Linked DNA regions of Homo sapiens: region 2 is linked to region 1. Evidence: chromatin loops called from intact Hi-C (ENCODE). Cell type or tissue: IMR-90. All regions are shown on one strand.

Evidence for each region. Hi-C counts contacts between places; a loop is a spot of excess contacts. Peaks named below come from ENCODE experiments on the same cell type or tissue, not always from the same donor. Only the 100,000 strongest peaks of a DNase experiment are listed, where the experiment ranks them.
Region 2: it touches region 1 in a loop (2.2-fold over the local background); 6 of 110 quality-filtered maps call a loop at or near these places.

What each region holds. Positions count from the first base shown.
Region 1 is chr4:158,870,269-158,878,268 of GRCh38, forward strand. It overlaps FNIP2 (folliculin interacting protein 2), which reads left to right. Exons shown (of 17, transcript NM_020840.3): 14 at 45-201. Among named protein-coding and RNA genes, the nearest start is that of FNIP2, 110 kb to the left of the region's middle. In IMR-90, no CTCF peak of the experiment used is centred here; a DNase peak (open chromatin) is centred at 3,803; H3K27ac peaks cover 175 bases.
Region 2 is chr4:158,993,842-159,001,841 of GRCh38, forward strand. The region is part of intron 1 of SPMIP2 (sperm microtubule inner protein 2); the gene reads right to left. Among named protein-coding and RNA genes, the nearest start is that of SPMIP2, 37 kb to the right of the region's middle. RefSeq lists an enhancer at 2,418-3,617. In IMR-90, no CTCF peak of the experiment used is centred here; a DNase peak (open chromatin) is centred at 3,060.

The sequences.
Region 1 (8,000 bases):
TACATTTTTAGCTGTGCATTTTAATGGGCCACATGTTGTTTTAGGTCTCAGAGCATCAGCACCCAGAATGTAAGGAACTTTGGCCGCTCACTTCTGGCGGGCTACTGCCCCACATACATGCCTGATCTTGTGCTTCATGGGACCGGCAGTGATGAGAAGCTGAAGCAGTGCCTGGTGGCCGACCTTGTCCACACAGTCCATGTAAGTGATCCCAGTGTGGAGCCTCTGGCTGCTGACAGTGTGTCAGTCAAGGTCTTGGCTGACAACAGGTGTTTAGACTGAAGAGAGACTAGTTAAGGGGTTGTTTATGGAGATGTGGGCAGGGTTATGGGAACCAGCTAGGGCTAGTGAGGCACCTGGGGCCTAGCAGCAGCTGGAAGCTAGAAAGCACACCTGGGCCTGACAGAGTAAGGGGAGGGTGCGTGACATCAGAGCCCTGGAGAACCTAAGCCAGGACGAGGGGCGGCCTGGCTGCAGGAGCAGTGAGGAGGGGGTGACTTCCTGCCATCCCTCCTCCCATTCTCTGGTCTCTTTCTGGTGCCTCTCATTGGCTGAGCCCGGCTGAAAGCCAGAGAGCAGGGGCACAGCTGATGCAGACACACAGCCTTGTGGTGCATAGAGGTCAGCCTCCTGGGGCCCAGAACAGAACACAGAAGGGCAAGGAGCTGCTCTGGGGGTGGTGGGTTAGCAGATAGGCTGGGCAAATGGAATAAACAGCACAGATGGTGACAATTATATGCCGTCACGGTGAGGACCGAAGAGGTGTCACATGTGGTTTGTTTTTTATCTGATGCTTAAACAAGTTCCTAAAAGTAATTTATTTTAACTGATTTGTCATTAAGTTCACTTTGATGGCTGCATGAGGATGACTGTATAAAGATTAATAAGTCTCACTGAAAAAATTGCCTCGTGGCTGCTATTAAGTGCTTTTCTGCTATCTGCAGGGCAACAGGAACTAAGCAGTTAAGGAAACTGTCAATCTGATGGGCCTGTTTTTAACTGAGCTGTTATTGGGCAGATGTGCAAAAATAGACATTTTGTATTAGAAACATTTTGTATCTTGTGCAATAGGGAAAGTCCTCATCGCATTAAGAAAATCAGAATTTGGCCTGTTACCTACCTCCTTGGCCAACAAGTATTTTTTTTTTTGAGGTGGAACAAAAGGCATTGCATGTTATCTTTGGCCTTGAGCATCTCCTCTGTGAAGACCAAACATCAGGCACAGGCTAAACAGGCTAAGTATATTTATGTGAAGTGGGAAAAAAACTCAGTAGTGAAGCAGATGTCAACATAACCTCCCTCAATGGGGAGGGCTAAGAGATGAGGATAGGGCCATCAGAAGCTGGGGAAAGCCAGCCCAGTGTACACGTGTGTGGCCAAACGTTCCTAACCCCACCCCTGCTTTGTGGTCACATGCCACCCCTCACCAGGATACTCCTGGGATGAAACTATGAAGTTGCTTTTGTCCCTATAATATCATAATTATTTAATATCATAATTTCTCTTTATAGTTATGAACACCATATAGTCATTTATCATTTCATGAGTCCATGCATCAATGACCCCTGTAAGAAAAATGCCCTCATTGTATAATGCTAAGTTGTCCAAAACGATGTCTGATGCTTTGGCAATTTCACAGGCTGTATTTATGTGTGTTTAGTAACTGCCTATAACATTAAGGCACCTTTTCTGTCCGCTCCTATTGTTTATATTCACACATGCCAAACTGTGAGTTGTTTTTTTTTTTCTGCTCTGCTATCATTTTGATTTCTAACAATATTGGTGTTGGTTATTGGACCTTCCTTCCATGAAGCCCAGTGAGCTGCTTCTGACAGAGGTACCAAGAGACTACAGGGGAACTAATGGGATTGTCCTCAGTGACATCAGTTTTACCAGCTGGGGACTTTGTTTGAATGCCCTGGATTTACTCACTGACCACTCTGGAAATGCAATCTATTGATTGATAACCCTCCTTGAACTTATCTGTAAAACCATTCATGAAATATTTTATGTTTCCATAGGCTGGCAAGTTCTCATTTTTGTGTGTTAGATTTTCATGGTGACCCTCTGGCTCTATAATTCTTTTATTTGAAAAAACACAACCATGTTTACTCTGTCATTACTCTTCAAGCTTTTTCGTATTTCATTTTCCCTTCCTTTTAGAAGGAGTGTTTTCACACTGTAGCTTTTCTCATTTCTTTATGCAATCACCCTGAGAGATCGAAAGTTATTAAGCATAATAACCTATATTGTGTCAAATTGTGGGTACATCCAAAGTGCAGCCATGCGTGGGTGTTAATAGGAAATTCCAAAGGGTTCATAAAAATATCTTCAGAAGTTTAATACATTCAGAATATATCCAATTAGCATTAGTGGATTTCTAATTTCACTTGACACATTCATCATAATGAATTTTGCTTTTGAAGTAGTGTTCTGTTTAAACTGGCGCTCTGGTCTATGGTAGTGTTTTTTTTTTTTTTTTTAAAAAACAGGCTTACTTTCAACATCCATTTACAAACATTTGTTGAAAAATATTTTAGGAGTATTTGTTTAAACATTATTCCGAATTTACTGCTCCATAAAGCCTAGTGAATATTTAAATTCTTGAATATGTTGCCAGAAAAAGAAGCAGAGATCCAAAAACAAGTATATGACCAGAGTTAGAGCTGAAATAATAGCTTGTTGAAGAAGAGAAAATTGTAATAAATTGCTTTATCAAACTTGCTTTCAAAACCTGTTTTTTAAGTTGGGCACAGTGGCTCACGCCTGTAATCCCAGCACTTTGAGAGGCCAAGGTGGGTAGATCACGTGAGCTCAGGAGTTCAAGACCAGCTTGGGCAACATAGCAAGACTTCATCTCAAAAATAAAATAGCGTTAAAAAAAAAAAAAGAAAAAACAAACCTATTTTTTGAACATTAATTTCAGTGCTCATGCTAGATTTCAGCAGGCTTTGGTACTCATAATTCTTTTTAGAGAAGGATTTTTAACTGTTTAAAAGCAATTGATTCCAGTTATTGATCTCTTTTCTAGACCTGTGCACAATTTGGATTTAATAATCTGTCTTATGTAAATTAAATGTGGTGGTTTTTTTTGTTTTGTTTTGTTTTTGTTTTTGTTTTTGTTTTTTTTGAGGTGGGATCTTCCTGTATTGCCCAGGCTGGACTTGAACTGGGCTCATGTGATCCTGCCTCATTCTCCCAAGTAGACAGGATTATAGGCACAGGCCACTGTACCTGGCTCTAAATGTACACTTTTATAACTGCTAGTTTGGAGTTTTTCTCTCATTGAGAGATTGCTTTGTAATGCTTCCAATGTTAAGAATTTTTTTGTACTTTTCTTATCCTAGTCTCTTATGAAAGAAAGATATAGTAACTACTTCATCAATTTTCATTTTTATTACTGACTTTCACATATCAAGATTCAGAAGTTCTTTAAATATTTAAACACGTATTCTTGTTTAGTCCATATACTACCTCTTTTCTGTCATTTGAACTCTCTCTGCCTCCTAATATATAGGTTATACAGCTGCCTTAAATTAGTGTAAAGTAATACGGTTTCAGTTTTTTTCTTGCCACATCTTGTGCATTCTTTCCTCTGTTTTCCTTTTGACTTTAAATGGAAAGAGAGCAGGCGTATGCGCCAGCAGCATTCTATGCCTGTGACTCCTGAGTAGCCTTTTCCCTCTCCTTTTTCCTCTTGTGTCTGGCCTGTGAATACAGCTGACTGTATACAGGGTTACTGTTGGGGTTATTGTGGGGCAGTGTAAGGTGATGAAGATCTCACTGACTTAGTGTTGATGGCTTGAGTTTGAGTCCTGGTATTACCACTCGTTTGTTGATAATCTTAGGTAAATAAACTGGCATTGCTAAGCCCCAGAAAAATGTATTTAGTGGAACAGATGAAATATGATTCAGTGGTTAGGAAGTTAACTTCTGAAGACAGACAAACCTAAGTTTGAATCATGGTTCACCCCTTAGTGGCTTTGTGGCCTTGGGCAAGTTTCTTTAATTTTCTTATCTATACTGTGAACAGTACTTACATCATAGGTTTGGTCTGAAGATTCTGTGAGATAATGCATATCAAGTGGTTAGCACTTTGCCAGGCACATTGTTAAGTGCCCAATAAATGTGGGCCAAATGTGATAGCTCACCCCTGTAATGCCAGAGCTTTGGGAGGATCCTTTGAGATCACCCTGGGCAATATAGCAAAATCCCATCTCTAGCAAAAAAAAAAAAATAGCTAGGCATGGTGGCACATGCCTGTAGTCCCAGCTACTCAGGAGACTGAGGCAGAAGGCTTGCTTAAGCCAAATGTTCAATGCTTCAGTGAGCTGTGATCATTGCCACTGCACTCCAGCCTGGGTAACAGAGCAAGACCTCATCTCAGTAAATAATAATAATAATATATGTAAAAGTGCTTTGTAAATGATACAGCAATATATCATGTTTTTAATATGGGAGAGCAGAATGACAACCATTATTTTCGTAAAAATGAAAATTACTGTCAGAGATAAGAAAGCTATATATGGGCCAGGCACGGTGGCTCATGCCTGTGATCCCAGCACTTTGGGAGGCCGAGGTGGGCTGATTGCCTGAGCTCAGGAGTTTGCGACCAGCCTGGGGAACACAGTGAAACCCCGTCTCTACTAAAATACAAAAAAAAAAAAAAGTTGCCAGGTGTGGCAGCGGGTGCCTGTAGTCCCAGCTACTTGGGAGGCTGAGGCAGGAGAATTGCTTGAACTCGGGAGGCAGAGAGGTTGCAGTGCGCTGAGATCATGCCACTGCACTCCAGCCTGAGCAATAGAGCGAGACTGTCTCAAAAAAAAAAAAAAAGAAAAGAAAGAGAAAAGAAAGCTATATGCGTATGTACTTAAAGTTCTCCTAACTAGTCAATGGCCTTGTCAATCCCAGGGGACTACTGTTGGGAATGATTGAACAGAACCTGTACACACATTCATTGAGTGCTAAAAGCATTCACTTTTGCTTTGCCCAGGAGCAGACTGGACAGCTCTAACTCTGCAGGGCAGGGTCATCAAGACCAAAATTAACACTACGTTTTGATGTTTTTTAAAAAACAACTATGCTCCAGGGCTTCAAGCATTTTACAGAATAATTTATAAGATGAAGTAACCATTGGATACAGCAGCCTCTTCCATTTAATTTTAAGCGTAGCAACAGATTGACTCCAGAAATATCATGCAGGAATCAGTAGCACAGATAAAGAGCTTTGCTAAAAGCCTGGCTGTGATATATATATATATATATATATATATGCTCATGAATACCTAATTAGTCCATGCAGTGCAATCAACCTGTAGGACTATAAAAGAACAGCAAGTCCCTTCAAATGGTAAATCATTACTTAAGTAACACAGATAACATTAAATACCTCAGGTCAGCAACAACCTTAAAATCAATAGGATACAAAGAAAACATCTATGTAGGACAAATCCACTATTTTGGAACATCTCTCGTTGTTTTCTTTTCCCCATGTTTGGATAATAAACATGGCAGTGCCTCAGGCCTCTAGCACTGTCTTCTATAGCCACAGCCCTCAATACAACACTACCTATGTCCACTGGCCTATGGAGCACTTTTAAAACTACATATTTTGACCTATAAATGGGTTTTGATTACCAGTTTTTTTAATGATATAGAACTAAAATCATCACACATTAGGCTTCTTATTGATTAGTGAAACCTTTGTATTATGTGTGTGTGTATTTATACACATGTGCACACATGTCACACTTGTATGCATATGGCATGTCATGCCAGGTTATGTCATATAAGCATGTATGCCAGGTCATGATGTTAAAATGTATTTCTTATCATGGATTGTGGTTAAAAAAAATACTGATCTCTGGGTATCCCCAACTCCAATCTGAAATCATTGTGATTCTCTCGCCTTCTCAATGTGACTAGTCTTTTTAAAGTTCCTTTTGATCTTCCCAAATGGCATCCCTGTGTCCACTTTACCCACTTCCACCGCCTTGTGCAGTGCTGCAAGAGGACTTTCTAAAGCATGAGACAATCATTTACTCTTTTGCTTGAATAGCTTCCTATTTTCTAAGAGACTAAACTGTAAACTCCATAGCTGGAATTGCCCCTTTTATGTCCTTCAAATATACACACATACCCCTGTATCTCCTCTTATGCCCCAGTAACACTGTTTGCCATTCTTTAAATAGTCCACCTTTCCTCACACCTCTCTGCCTATCAGATTATGCTTTCTTTGCCTAGGACACTATTGAACAAACTTTTTTACATTTTTGAAGACCCATTTCATATGTTGCCTCTTCTTCAAAATCATTCCAGGCCCCATATCCCTGTTCTGTTCCAGATGTGTTCCTCTACTAGGGCTTCAGGTGCCTTGAAGCAGAAAGCAGGGACTTTATTTTCCTTATATTCCCAGCACCTTGCCTGGTGCCTGGCACATAGAAAGTGCTCACTAACGTTAGTTGACTCTTCCCCATAAAACTGGGGTTAGAGTCATGTGTGTCTATTACTTTAGTGTGGCCCTTTCTTCTGAAGTAAAGAGAGATGGGAGATGATCTTTCTTTAAAGAAACTTAAAGGGGAAGAGTAAGATGTTTAGACATGCCTGCAGCTCTGTGTGTTCATTGTCGTTACCTAAAGGAAAATAAAAGCTTATTATAGGTCTCTTGGGCTTCATGTCTCTTGCATCGTGTCAGAGTTAGACACATGTCTAATTTTGATGTTTTTCCCAAAATGTTTTACTACCTACAAGATATTTGAACATCTGTGCCATTCTCTGCAAAAAAGCTACCAACCCTCTCTCATTTTATTTTGGAGTTCCATATCTCATCATGTAACTTGATTCTGATACCCTTTCTGACCTTGAGCACCTCTTCTCAACTTCCGACTGAATTTTACTCAGCAAGTGGCCAGCCTGAAAGTGCAGCCATTCCAGAAGTTATGTACGGTATCTTCAAGGCCACGGATTGAATTTGGGCCCTAATCAGGTGAGCACAGGCACAGATACACAGAAGATCAGACATTTTCCCGGAACCCCTCCAGACCATCTTGCCACACTTTGAACCCTTTCTTCTTTCCCTCTACCCCTAAGTCTTCATACTGTCTTCATGTATACCTACAAGGATCCCTTAGCAATGTCCCAAGGTCCAAAATGATTAATTTTCCTCTTCCTCTTGTTTACCTTAGTACAACTCTTAAGCCTTTAGTGACTGACATTAAACCTGTTTCCAAGAGAAAAATTTCTGATAAGCAAATGCTTTTAGAGTTATGATAAGGCCATATGTGATTGTTACCCCTTCTGGTATTTTCATGTGTTAAAAATATGTTTGATGCACTAGAAATCTCCAGTGGTGGCACTTCAGGTGGTCGAGATAACTCGTGTCACCTGATGGGGCAGAGATGCTTTTGGGTTAGAGTGGGGAGAGTCACACCTGAGAGATTTATCAGTTGAAAAATACTTATCAGGTATCTTTTATGTGCTTGGTACTGTGTTTATAGCAGTAGTCAAAATCTGAAGTAGAATTAGCAGGGGCGTGATGGCTGTGTGCCCAGGGTCCCAGCTACTCAGGAGGCTGAGGTGGGAGAATGATTTGAGCTCTGGAGGTCGAAGCTGCAGTAAGCTATGATGGAGCCACTGCACTCCAGCCTGGGTGAAAGAGTGAGACCCCGTCTCCTCCCCCACCCCCCCTCACCCACCGACCAGCCAAAAAAAAGATCTGAGGTAGGAGGATTCCAGCAACATGTACTAAACTGGTGTGGATGGCATGCCTCCCCTCTAAAACTATATAGTGATGGATAAAATATCACCATCCTCACTGCTGCCCCATTGTTATAATTCCTGTCATGAAAAAAAATGGAAATCCTTTTGTGCCAGAGATAAATGGAAATCTAAACCAAAGCAGTAAGCATGAGCTGGTCCTCCAGGATTTCAGTCTTGATACAGGTCCTAGGAATTGGGTGCTGAGTTCTCAGATTCACCCGAGGATGAAAGACTGTGGTCTT
Region 2 (8,000 bases), 120 kb after region 1:
CTTCCTTTCCTTAAAAACATGAAATAACATGAAATAATTTTCTCCAGCACTTGGGAATTTGTGTCCATTCAGATTTCTCAGGATTGAAGAATAATGTCTTCCTAATCTGACCATAATACCTTCCTTAACCTTTTCTCATTGTTAAACCGAACACTATGAGGCTTATTGTAAATGCTTCCTTCTATGGAGAACCTATCTAATCCCTTCAAGTCAAAATTAAACACTCAGCACGATGTAGATGGTAGCTTCATTGAATTTCACTTCTTCTTTTCTATATCAAATTTACTGGATCTTCCTCATTTGTAAGCTCTTGGAGAAGAGTTGTATCTTATTTATCTCTGTTAATTCTTAATGGCCAGCACTGTGCTTTGAATGTGGGAGATCCACAGAAGAAATGGATGTTGAATAAGTAAGTGAATTGTTGATTGAATACATGAATTAAAGAGTTCCATTAAAAGACTGAAGATATATAAAGTCATATTGGGTGAGAGGCAAGCACTTCTTTAAATTTCCAACTAGCAACTTAATTTCCAGAACTGCCTTAAAACCCTCCTATTCTGGAATTTATGTTAAGATACTTAAGTGTAAGGTCAGAGGAAGAATTGCTTTTCACTACATTTATTTTTAATACTTAGAGGTAGAAGGATGAGAGCTCACAGTTACATTATTTCATTTTATAATATTGCCTCATGAGGTCAATCCTCTATTTCAGTGACCAGATGGAAACCCACCAAATAAATAAATCAAAAGGAATCAAGTAGACCTTGGAAATGAGTGTTTCAATAGGTATATTTGATAATCTGTTGACACTAGAGTCATAATTTGCCCCTTGAAGATGTGCAGTGCAGAACAGCTGGGCTTGTCAGGGGAATCAAGCCAAGGTAAAGGTCAGAGAGCGATGGTGGGATTCGAACCTATGAAATGAACTCTAATGGGCACGTCTGACATGTGCACATAGGGGGAAGAAAAAAGGAGATACTGCTAGAGATTAATTACTACAACTGCTAATGTGAATAAGGCTCTCCAATTCTGACATTTACCACAGAATGAACTCATGGCCCGGAAAATTTTTAAATGCTGCATTTCAATTCAGTTGGTACAATTATGCAATGGGCCTAACCACTGAAAGAACTGAAAGGCTAGGTTTGTCAAATTTCTGAATGAGCCAAATAAACAGCAGGCTAAAGCATCCTTGCTACATACCTTAGTTCTATTCTTAAATGATAAACTTTCTCATTTTTTTCATTTTTCTTTTTAATAAAGACAAAGTCTTGCTGTGTTGCCCAGACTGATCTTGAATTCCTGGCCCCAAGTGATCCTCCTACTCTGGACACCCAAAGTGCTGGGATTACAGGCATGAGTCCCGTGCCTGGACTTTGTTATTATTCTTTTTGTTTTTTTGTAGTCAAACTTTCCTGTGGACAACCTGAAAGCAGGGGCAGTGGTTACTAATTAAACTGCTTCCAATAATAAACTCGTGGGATTATTGTGTCAACTAGGTAACTGATATAATTATGCCTCAAATTATAAATTGGAATTCAGTCACAAAGAATTAGAGAATTCACCTGACACTTATGCACAGCTTAACTGATGGCTTAAATAATATATTTGGCACCTTACCACATGCCCAATACTGGCTCAGTGTGAACAAAGGTCATTATGACATGGCCTCTGTTTTTCTGGCCTCCCATACAATCTAAAGACCATGCTCACCTCCTTTAGAAAATATTTTCTGAGCTGGACATGGTGGCTCAGGCCTGTAATTCCAGCACTTTGGGAGGCCGAGGCAGGTGGATCACAAGGTCAACAGATCAAGACCATCCTGGCCAACATAGTGAAACCCTGTCTCTACTAAAAATACAAAAATTAGCTGGGCGTGGTGGCGTGTGCCTGTAGTCCCAGCTACTCAGGAGGCTGAGGCAGGAGAATCGCTTGAACCCGGGAGACGGAGGTTGCAGTGAGCTGAGATTGCACCACCGCACTCCAGCCTGGCAACAGAGTGAGACTCCATCTCAAAAAAAAAAAAAAAAAAAAAAAGAGAAAACATTTTCTGTTCTTCATGGCAGACATTATTATTCACTGAAACTTTAAAGTACAATTTGATCTGTTTCATTTGTGTGCTGAGGTTTCCTAGCCGTTTCGTGACTATGTGTCTTGTCTCTTTGCTTGACAGTTAACCCGTTTTTCGTCCCTATTAGAGACTCGCACGACGTCTCGTTTGCTTTGGAACCTCTTTAGCATTCTGGACAGTGCAATGCACCAAGCAAATGCATAGTAATATTTGCTGAAAGAAGACTGCTTGCTCATTAAATTTGCTGATGTAATCAAAAATATAAAATTCTGTAGTTTTCCTGTCAAGTAGAGAAAGAAGGCAGAATCAAAAATTTTGTAAACATCCTTGGACTTTTAGTTGAAAAGTAAAACTGACCCATCTTGACAAAATTTTGCAACCAGGTGAATCCACATATTCATCTCTCCTGAAAGGAAAATCTAAGTAGATAACAAATAAATTACATTTTCTTTATTTTGGCTTGCAATTTTCCTAGCATAAATGTGCATGGTATAGTCAGTTTTATTATAAGAAATGCTCACCATTCACATAGATAGTCTCTAGATATTTCATGAAAAAAATTAGTAAGATTTGTGTATATAGAACTAATAAAAATCCATTTGAGTGCTGCAAGTAATAGGAAATCCATTGCAAAATTGATTAAACAATTAAGGAAAATTATGTCCCATAATAAGATCTTCTGAGGCAGGAGGAATCCAGGGTTGCTTTCTTCAGTAGCTCAATGATGTCTTCGGAATCACAGGCTTTTCCATCTGTGTGCACTGCATCCTCTCCTTACCCCTGGCCAGTTCCCCTTGAGGTCCCAAGGAGGCTGTCACGGTTTCAGTTATCATAGGCAGATACAATGATGTTCAAGAGGGTGTGTGTATGTTTAATCAGCAGGGAAGCCCTTCCTAGAAAACCTCAGATAAATTCCTCTCTCATTTTATTCACCAGGATTGAGTCATTCGTCTCTTCCTAAAACCAAGAGCTGGCAAGGGAACTGGAATTTCGATGACTGGCTTGGATGATTCAGAATTTAATCCTGAGTCATGTGAGGTCAGGGTAGACACCCAAATAAAATGGAAGCTCTCTGGAAAGGGAGAAGAGTGTGCTGGCCTCTGGGTAGTCAGCTACAAAGCAAAAAGGAAAACATTCCTCAGAGAAAACACACACACACAAACACACAGCTACAATGCAACTTTTTACTGCTGCTGTGCAATTTACTTTTAAGACCACATGAAATTATTTGAAGTTACTTCTTTTCTCCTCTTTGGTCTCTGTTGCTAGCTAAATCATAATTAGTTTGGTGTTCGTACTATCATACTTGTGAATATGGCTTTTTTTTTTTTTTTTGAGATGAAGCTTCGCTCTTGTTGCCCAGGCTGGAGTACAATGGCACAATCTTAGCTCACTGCAACCTCTGCCTCCTGGGTTCCAGCGATTCTCCTGCCTCAGCCTCTGAAGTAGCTGGGATTACAGGCATGCGCCACCACACCCAGCTAATTTTGTAATTTTAATAGAGACAGGGTTTCACTGTGTTGGTCAGGCTGGTCTCAAACTCCTGACCTCAGGTGATCTGCCCACCTCAAAAGTGGTGGGATTACAGGTGTAAGCCACCGGACCCAGCCAAGGATATGGGTTTATACTAAAGCAATGCAAAGAAATGAAGGCAAGCCAGGGGCTCATTCAGAAACTATCCTCACAAAAGGCAAGGGAGAGGGCAATTATTGGTATTCCTCCATATTCAAGCTCTTTAGTTGTTGTTGTTATTGTTTAGAGACAGGGTCTCACTCTGTTGCCCTGGCTGGAGTGCAGTGGCACAATCCTGACTCACTGCAGCCTTGAACTCCTGGGCCCAAATAATTCCCCCACCTCAGCCTCCTAAGTAGCTGTGATTACACGCATGGGCCTCCACACTCGGCTAATTTTTAAAATTTTTTTGGTAGATATGAGGGTCTTACTATGTTGCCCAGGCTGGTGTCAAACCCCTGGCCTCAAGTGATCCTCCCACATCGGCCTCCCAAAGTGCTGGGATTACTGACATGAGCCACTGTGCCTGGCCTCCATAATCAAACTCTTTGATCTAGAGCAGAGGTCAGCACATTTTTTTTTAAAGGTCAGATAGTAAATGTTTTAGGCTTGCAGGTCATACATACAATCTCTATCACAACTCCTCAACCCTGTCACTGCAGTGGACAATACGTAAACCAGTAAGTGTGGCTGTGTTCTAATAAAACAGAATTTATGGGCACTGAAATTAGAATTTTATATAGTTTTTATGGGTTGGTAAATATTTTTCTTTTAACTTTTTTCAACCACTTACAAAGTGAAAGCCCACTTTTAGCTGTATAAAAAAAGGTGGCAAGCCAGATTTGGCACATGAGCCATGGTTTACTAAATCCTGTTCTACAGCAGTTTTCATATTTGTCTTTTATCTTACATCTCCTTCTTGCATATTTTAGATATGAATGAAGCTTCTCTATTTATTAGACTTAATTAATTGATTACATAACTGCAAAAATAAGTATTTCATTTAAGTGGACTATTTTGTAGATTCATAAAAGAACGTACTTTTTATTTGTACAATAACAGGTCCCAGTGGAGAGTCTTGCTTGACTCTACATTGCCAGTGTCAATTTGGCCCCATATCATTTCTGCCTTTGTGTTAATTGGTTTTCTTATTATTAGAGTTGTATAAATGACCAGTGAGAAGATGTGAATATAAAACAGATTTGCCAGCACAATAAAAAATAGAAAAGTGGGGAAGACACTAAATTATACAGATAGATTGGAAATAACATTAGGTAAGAATCGCGCCGGTTTTACCCACACTGGAAAGAGCTGAGAGGTATGCATAGCTCTTTTATTGCTCTGAGTAATGATGGTAATTATGATGTAATCCACAGAGCACAACCGACACTGGACTGGGTGGAAATAGTGCTCTCAATCCTCCACTCTATAACAATATGGCTTGTAAAACGTATGTACCATTGAGGCCAGGCGTGGTGGCTCATGACTACTTTGGAAGGCCAAGACAGGAGGATCACTTGAGTCCAGGAGTTCAAGACCAGCCTGAGAAACATAGTGAGCCCCTGTCTCTACAAAAAAAATTTTTTTTAATTAACTGGGCATGGTGGCACACACCTGTGGTCCCAGCTACTTGAGAGGTTGAGGCTGGAGGATTGCTTGAGCCCAGGAGGTCAGGAGGTTGAGGCTGCAGTGAGCCAAGATCGTGCCACTGCACTCTAGCTGGGAGACAGAGTGAGACCCTGCCTCAAAAAAAAAAACAACAAAAAAAAACCCAAAAAAACCCATTGACTTAATAGTAGTTTTGCTTCAAAAAGAGAAAAGAAATTTACCACTTTAAATGTAGGCATTGATAGCAAAGAGTATCACAATTATAGACAAGTTAAATGTAATTTATGAAAATGACACTTTTAGCCTGGATGAAATGTGGCAATTCCCTAGATAAACAGTACATTAGGAAGGGCTTGTCTATTTCTAGATGGCAGTAAGTGACTTCAATTTAGGCCAGGGTAATTTAGACCAGTAAGTGGTATTTCTCAACCTTGTAAATATATAATAAAGGGAAAATAGCTCAAAGTATGCTGTAAGAAAAACATGTAAACCTGCTATCTGGATTATTGAGAAATATTTAATGGTGTAAAGCAAGTAAGCTGTAATCAACAGAATCTTTACATTTTTTGGTATCTCTTTGTAAAACCTTTGCCCTTCTCTACTTAAGACACCCAGGGAACTGGCTGTGCTTCCTGATCATTAAGAAGACTGAAATAAAGTGACTCCTTATTCATTCCAGAAATGGATTTCACTATGCTGCAGCACTTAGCTTGTAAAATGGATTTATAAACAGGTGAAATATTAGGTGGGTAAAGCCACATGACAGTAAAGATTTACAAATTAAATTTCTTTATCTGAATATTCTTACTTTAAGGATTTATTTTCCCATCTCTGTAAATAAACATTTTTTTTTAAGAACCTACTTGGTATAATAGAAAGAGCACTTGAACAGGGAAAAATGGCAATTAAGATTTTGGTTTTGACCTTGCTGCCACTGGCATAGAGAACTTGGGAAAGTCATTTCATCTTCCTTGGTTAACTTCAATTTCTTTCTTTTTTTTTTAAACCAGCTTTATTGAGATGTAATTGACATACAATAAATTGCACATATTTGAAGCATACATCTGTACATTTTTACATATATGTACACACATGAACAGGGTTGTCAGATTTAAAGTACAGAATGCCCAGTTAAATTCGGATTTCAGATAAACAATGAAACATTTTTAGTATAAGTATGTCCCAAACATTTGCATGGTACATATTCATACTAAAAAAATTTATTCATCTGAAATTCAAATTTAACTGGCCACTCTATGTTTTTATTTGCGAAATCAAACAGCTCTATCCATGGATTCTCACTGTAGTTAAGATCAAGAACTTATCTGTCATTTTTCCCATACCCAGGCAATCACTTTTCTGCTTTCTGTTACTATAGATTAGTTTGCGGTTCCCAGAATTTGATCTAAATGGCATCGAATCATACAGTATGCACTCTCTTTTGTCTGGCTTCTTCTTCTTCTTTTTTTTTTTTTTTTTTGAGAGGGAGTCTTGCTCTGTTGCCCAGGCTGGAGTGCACTGGTGCAATCTCCGCTCACTGCAACCTCTGCCTCCTGGATTCAAGTATTCTCCTGCCTCAGCCTCCCTAGTATCTGAGATTACAGGCACACGCCACCACGCCCGGCTAGTTTTTGTATTTTTAGTAGAGATGGGGCCTCACCATATTGGCCAAGCTGGTCTCAAACTCCTGACCTCAAGTGATCCACCCAACCCAAAGTGCTGGGATTACAGGTGTGAGCCACCGGTGCCTGGCTTGTCTGGCTCCCTACACTAAGCATAATTATTTTGAGATCATCCAAATTGTAACATGTAGCAATAGTTTATTCCTTTTTATTGCTGAGTAATATTCTATTGTACAGATATGTAACATTTACCTATTGATGGACTTTGGGGTTCTTTTCAATTTGGGGCTGTATAAAGCTGCTATGAACATTTGTGTATTAATCTTTTTATGGACATTTGTTTTCATTTATCTTGGGTAAATAACTAGAAGTGGAATGGCTGGATCATATGGTAGATGTATTAATTTGTAAAGGAACTTCCAAATTGCTTCAACAGTAGTTGTGTCATTTTTGCATTCCCACTAGCAGTATATGAGAGTTCTATTTTCTCCACATCTTTGCCAACACTTGGTCTTCTTAATTGGTGCATTCTAATAGGTATGTAGTGATACCTCATTGCAGTTTTAATTTGCAATCTCTAATGACTAATCATGTAGAGGACCTTTTGCTTATTTGCTATCCATATATTTTCTTTAGTAAAGTGTTCAAATCTTTTGCCCATTTCTTAATTGCCTCGTCTTCTTATTGAGAGAGTTGAGCTTTTTAAAAAACTTTTATTTTAGGTTTGGGGGTACATGTGCAAGTTTGTTATATAGGTAAACTCATGTCATGGGGGTTTGTTGTACAGATTGTCACCCAGGTACTAAGCCTAGTACCCAATAGTTACTTTTTCTGCTCCTCTCCCTCCTCCCATCCTCTACCCTCAAGTAGGCTATTGTTCTCTTCTTTGTGTCTGTGAGTTCTCATCATTTAGCTCCCACTTATAAGTGAGAACATGCAGTATTTGGTTTTCTATTCCTGCATTAGTTTGCTAAGGCTAATGGCCTCCAGTTCTATCCATGTTCCCACAAAAGACAGGATCTCACTCTTTCTTATGGCTGCATAGTATTCCATGTCGTATATGTACCATGTTTTCTTTATTCAATCTATCATTAATGGGCATTTAGTTTGATTCAATGTCTTTGCTATTGTGAGTAGTGCTGCAATGAACATTTGTGTGCACGTGTCTTTATGATACACTAATTTAC